2 separate regions of the Homo sapiens genome follow, and region 2 is linked to region 1. A link is a loop called in an ENCODE intact Hi-C map of the cell type or tissue named here. Cell type or tissue: IMR-90. All regions are shown on one strand. Links, peaks and the distances in the headings refer to the core of each region. The heading gives the core; the rest is flanking DNA.

Region 1 (2,912 bases), core at 91-2,590:
GTGCATTACATCCACACTGGTGATGCTCACCTTCATCACTGGGTTAAAGGTAGTATCTACCAGGTTTCTCTACTAGTTACTCTTTTTCCGTTTCCATACTCTGTTATTTGGAAGTGTCTAGCCTACCCAGAAAGAGGATGGTAGCAGCTGAACTAAGCCTCATCCCCTGGAGGGAGGACTGTCTAACATGCTATTTCAAATTCTGTTAAAAAAAAAAAAAGATTCGTCTTTGTACTCTATTTATTCAATCATTTATATCAGAATAGCCTCACTTATATTTAATACTTTGGGTTATAACACAATACAATACTATGTTAGTTATTTTGTTGTTCACATCGTTCCAGCATTGGCCATTGGGAGCTCCTTCAGGTTGGTTCCTGTGTCCCTCTGATGTGTTCCCACCCTTTTTGTTTTTGAGTACTTCCTTTCTTTCTGGTGCTACAAGATGCTCCAGGCTCTTGTATTTTATCAGTCATTTCTCCAAGGAGCCTTTGCTTCTTTTATTGGAGAAAGGTATTTAGAAACCAAGATGTGAGCACTGGGGTGTCATTGCCTCTAGGCCCTCTCAGCTGACTGAGCCAGGTAATATATGCATACATACTAAATTATTAGATATACACATATCCACATTGTTTCTGTATCTATCCATCTGTGTATATACTGAGCATCGTACTGATGTCTCCAACTGTAATCCCATCTCCAGGATTCATTCCAGCCTTCCTTTCTTGTTAATTGTAACTTTCCTCTCCCACAGTGTGAACAACCTGGCCCACCTTCTCTCATGTATTTACTTATTTGCTCATCCCCAGTACACCCATGAAGCTGTTTCAGAATCCTTAACCTGGGTACCCTTATGTAAAATAAATTTATCGACCGGGCACAGTGACTCATGCCTGTAATCCCAGCACTTTGGGAGGCCGAGGCGGGACGATCATGAGGTCAGGAGATCGAGACCATCCTGGCCAACATGGTGAAACCCCATCTCTACCAAAATTGCAAAAATTAGCTGGTCATGGTGGCATTGCCTGTAATCCAAGCTACTTGGGAGGCTTAGGCAGGAGAATCGCTTAAACCAGGGAGTCGGAGATTGCGGTGAGCCGAGATCGCGCCATTGCACTCCAGCCTGGGAGACAGAGCAAGACTCTGTCTCAAAAATAAATAAATATATATATATATATATATATATATATATATATATATATATATATTTATCAATTAGAGTACATTGTTCATAGTACCTTTCATCTTTAGCCTAATAATTTCCAGGCAAAATATTATCTTCCAATGTTATTTAGGCCAGTCCCTTCTCTCCCCCAGCCCCCACTGGTGCGGTTATATAATGAATTTGTAATAAAGTTTATATGCTTTTTATGCATTGTCTCCCAGCTCCGAACGCGTCCTTCAATATAGCATATGCGCTGACGTGGACTTCTCCAAGCATCTCTCTCCTTCAGTGAGCTCGGCAAGATTGCTCGGTAGAGGGCGGTGGAGGGACGTTGCAGGAGGAAGGGGCGCTCCTGCCATTTCCAGTGAGGGCCACGGGAGGGCGGTCCGGGTGTGAGGACTGCGGTCTGCTGCACCTGCAGCCTGGGTGTGGCGATGACCTTTTCTGCAGCCCTCTCAACACAGACCTCGGAGTCTCCGAGCAGCCTGTGTGCTCTGCAGGCCTGCTGTCCGTGCTGGCGCCCAGACTTCCTCTCCAAGCTCCCGCCTGCCCTGTGGCCCCGAAGGTTCCATGCTGAGCTGCAGCACTTCCTGCAAGCCTCCAGTGGCTCAGGCGCTCAAAAGGCCTCCTGTCCCCACTGTATGCCCATGTCACTGGTTCCCGATCCCCTGCTCCTTTGTCGGCTTACAGACAGTGGCCTGTTGCCTGCCCAACAAATTCCTGGCCAGCGCCAGCCTGACCAAACCGGTGAGAGTCCTCTGCTAGCAGGTGTGCTGACTGCACCTCCAAGAAGTCTGAACCCTTCCAAGCTTGTCCTTCCCAGGGTGCACTCCCTCAGCACGAGGATACAATGCAGTTTCTTCATTAACTCCTCTCCTGTCCTAGGATCACTCCCTCTGGGAAAGAAGACCAGCCTTGGCCCCAGAGGAATGTGTCCTAATTTAAAAAGCAGCTCAATTACTGCAGCACCTTGGGGACCAAGGCCAGTGGGATGAGAAATGCAGGTTCTGGTTCGTGCCCTGTGCCCCTGGGCTGGTGGCAGGAGCAGCGGGGCTGGTTAGCATCCCACTGTCAAACCCCAGCCTTGAACGTTCACCTGGAGCTTGGCCTGGGAGCCACTAACCATGGGTCACCTGGTCCAGGGACGTGAGACATACTCTCCACTGCCCCACAGGCAGAGCTACTCAGGCAGGGACCTGAGGCAGGCTGGTCTCAGGAACAGGTTGGCCACAGCTTCAACAGTAAGAGAGCGGGGATCACAAGAAAACCAGGCTTAAAGGAACCCAAAGTTACAAATTCACTTTCTCTCCTTTGAGTCCAGTGTGTTCTCTGTTCCCTGTGCTGATCATGGCATCCTTTGCTCAGTGATACTCTTTGCAGCATTTAGAAGGGTAGGTAGCACTCACTCTCTCAAGCCTGAACTGGAAATACTACCATAGCCAGGGTAGCTCACAACCCCAGCACAGCCACAGGACCTCTCATCCACCCTCCTTTATGTTTATAAATTTCTTTATGTTCTTAACTACAAGTGCATGATTTCCTAAGTGATGGCATTGTGGTTTTGTTCCTCACGTAAGAGGTATTTTGTTGTGTAGAAGCTCCAGCAGCTTGAATTCTTTACTCAATGCCATGATTGTGAGATAAGCCCATGTTGATCTATGTAGCTCTAGTTTAGGGAATGGCAAACCTCTTTCTGTAAAGAGCCAGATAATAAATATTTTAGGCTTTGTGGACCAAGAGGCAAATC
Region 2 (2,912 bases), core at 274-2,773, 420 kb after region 1:
GTGTGTGTCTATTTGTGTGTGTGTGGACTCGTGGTCTAAGAACGCCGCCTGTGGGTGGAATTTGGCTCATAGACATGTTTGGTTTGGCACCTACAGTATTTTCAACATCCTGAGCCAACATTTAAAAATCAGGATATTTCACATAAAAATTCAGCTTTCCAACTTCTCTTAAAAATTCAGAAGCCCTGGCAGCCCTGGGCCTGCGTTCCCCTGAGGCCACGCTCCTCCCGAACTGTGCAGGGCTGCCCTCCTCCGTGCACCCTCCATAGCCTCGCCCACTTGTCTCGCCCAGCAGTGTCTTGAGGATGGCTGAGTTTGTGAACCCAGTGTGTGGTCACAACTACGTGTGAGCCTGGCTGTCAGGGAATACGTGCATGAGTGGGGTGTGTGTGCATGTGTGTGAATGTGTGTGTGCATGTGCAAAGCAACTCTGTGTATGAGGCAAACCTGAGTGTGTGCGGTGCGTGTGAATGCCTGCATGTGCGCGTGCGTGTGTGAAGAGTCTGCGTGGGGGAACACGTGTGTAAAGGCATGGATGTGCACGTGTGTGTGCAGGGGAGTGGCCATATTTGTGGCTGTGTGGAGTGTGTGGGCCACAGCGGACTGGCATGCTCTGCCCAGGGGCCTCTTCCGGTCTTTGAGGGGGAATTGGATTCCCGGCTTCTGGCTGGGCCGCCTTGCGGGATTTATTTCTGTCTCAGTGCCCACTGGAGTCCTGAGTAATGGGAACATTTAAAGAAAACCAGTAAATAGATACAGAAGGGGCAGGCTGGCTGGGAAACTCAGCCCAGACACCCCTGCCCAGCCCACAGCTGCCAGAGCCCCTGGGGGCAGGCCTGAGCCCAGGGAGAAAGGAGCTCCAGCATGCGACAGCACCCCCTCACTCTGTGGGGTGCCCACTGCTACCCATGCATGCCCCCACCACCTGGATGGATGGTCCCTGGGTCAACACTGGGCATCTTGAGAGCTTCCTTGGCTCCGAGCAGCAGATGTTCAGGAGATTCAGGGGATGCCAGCTCAGGCCTGGCCCAGGGGCCAAGAGGACCTGACCCTCCAGGGGTGCCCTTTCCCAGCCAGGCTACAGGCATTCTGCCCACACACACCCTCTGCACATGCAGACGCACCCACAGTTCAAGGAGGGGAGAGGCTGTGCTGACCTGGCAGGGCTGGGCGGGCACTCGATACCCCACCCGGACCTCACACACCCGGCAGTGCCTTGGAACCTCATCTGCCAGGACACGGCCCCTGCTGTTCTGGGTCTCAGGCTGACTGGACCCCACTCTCTGGATCGTCTCTGATGAGCAGTCACTTACAAATGACATAAACCCCACAGGAAAGGATAGGCGTGCGTCATGCGGTGGGGTGACCTGCTTTACAGAAGACCCGCTGCTGGCAGGAGCTGTTTGGACCAACGCGCCCTGTCAGGGACCCCATCGGGGATCTCCTGCTGCCCCCCAGTGGCCATGGGAGGACATGGGGAAATAAAAGTCAACAGCTGCATGGAGTTGCTCATCCGCGTCTGAGTGGACTCTGAGGGCCCCACGTGGTTCCCAGCCAGACAGTTATGGGGAAGCAAGGCCTTTCAACTGGTCTGAGGGAAGGGGCTTGGATCCCAGCACAGATCTGGAGACCACCTGGAAGGTCAGCTCCTCGAAGGCAGAACCATCGTCAGTCACAGCTGCATCCCCGGATACAGTGCCCAGCATGACATGGGTCCTCGGGAAGCATGCTACACTAATGGCCCACTCCCCAGGCTCCTGGGGGTGGGCAGCGCTGTAGCAAGCCCTGGGCCCAGCTCAGAGCCCCATGGAGAGGCCGCCTGAAGGTGAGCGGGCATCTCACATGTTGAAGCCTCCAAGGCAGTGAGGGGCTTGGGCTTGAGGCTGGACAGTAGTTTTCCCTTGTGACTTCAGGGGTTGTGCCTATCTCTGATCCCAAGCCCATAGTTCCTCACTGTGGTTACAAGGCCCTGTCCTGGCTGGTGACCTGCCTGGTCCCTGACTCTGCAAGCCCAGGTGGGACTTCCTCCCAGCCCTCTTGCTGCCTCCCCAGCAAGAGTCAGAACCGAGAGGCCCTGCGCCTGGGTCTCTGGTCTCCTGTCCTCTTCTAGGGAAGGAGCATCCGTGCTGCTGTGGAAAATATCCCAGGCCTGACACCTCTCCCAAGATGAAGAGGCTGGGTGTCCTAGAGAACCCCAAGATGAAGGGACCTGAACACTGCGAGGTTGGTCAGGGCTGTCCTGGAGAAGTGCCTGGGCAGTGATGGACCAGGCAGTGGCAGGCACACCAGGGCTCCATCCACAGTGCTGGACACTGGCCCCTGGCCCTCGCTGGCCCATCTTAAGCCTGAAGGGCTTACGACAAAGGGGCTGCCAGGGCCTCAGGGCACCCTCCCCACCTAGCCCTCCAACCAAGGCTAGGGCTGAGACTTTTTTTTTCTTTACCAAATTTTCAGGGGACTATGAATCACTGAGACTAACTCTGAACTATCCTCACCTGGATGAAGACTGTAGTCCACACCCCAGAATGTTTGTTTTAAATGGAGAAAGCATACTTTAAAGAAACACACATTTTAGTAACATGTTTTACCAGTTTCTTTGCTCACCACCTGTATTTTTTAAACCTTTTTATTTTGAAATACGGATTCATAGGAAGTTTTGTTTTTGTTTTTGTTTTTGTTTTTGTTTTTATACAGAGTCTTACTCTGTTGCCCAGGCTGGAGTGCAGGGGCACGATCTCGGCTCACTGCAACCTCTGCCATCAGGATTAAAGTGATTCTCGGGCCTCAGCCTCCCAACTAGCTGGGATTACAGGCGTGCGCCACCATGTCCAGCTAATTTTTGTTTTTTTTAGTAGAGATGGGGTTTCACCATGTGGGCCGGGCTGGTCTTGAACTTCCGACCTCAGGTGATC

The links. Hi-C counts contacts between places; a loop is a spot of excess contacts. Peaks named below come from ENCODE experiments on the same cell type or tissue, not always from the same donor. Only the 100,000 strongest peaks of a DNase experiment are listed, where the experiment ranks them.
Region 2: it touches region 1 in a loop (5-fold over the local background); 12 of 110 quality-filtered maps call a loop at or near these places.

Annotation. Positions count from the first base shown.
Region 1 is chr3:46,487,369-46,490,280 of GRCh38, forward strand. No RefSeq gene overlaps it. Among named protein-coding and RNA genes, the nearest start is that of RTP3, 9.2 kb to the right of the region's middle. RefSeq lists enhancers at 1,212-1,988, 1,989-2,763. In IMR-90, for the core only: CTCF peaks have their summits at 1,499 (motif pointing right) and 2,554; a DNase peak (open chromatin) is centred at 1,483; H3K27ac peaks cover 956 bases.
Region 2 is chr3:46,908,269-46,911,180 of GRCh38, forward strand. No RefSeq gene overlaps it. Among named protein-coding and RNA genes, the nearest start is that of PTH1R, 32 kb to the left of the region's middle. RefSeq lists enhancers at 791-1,366, 1,351-1,645. In IMR-90, for the core only: a CTCF peak has its summit at 1,454 (motif pointing left); a DNase peak (open chromatin) is centred at 1,433.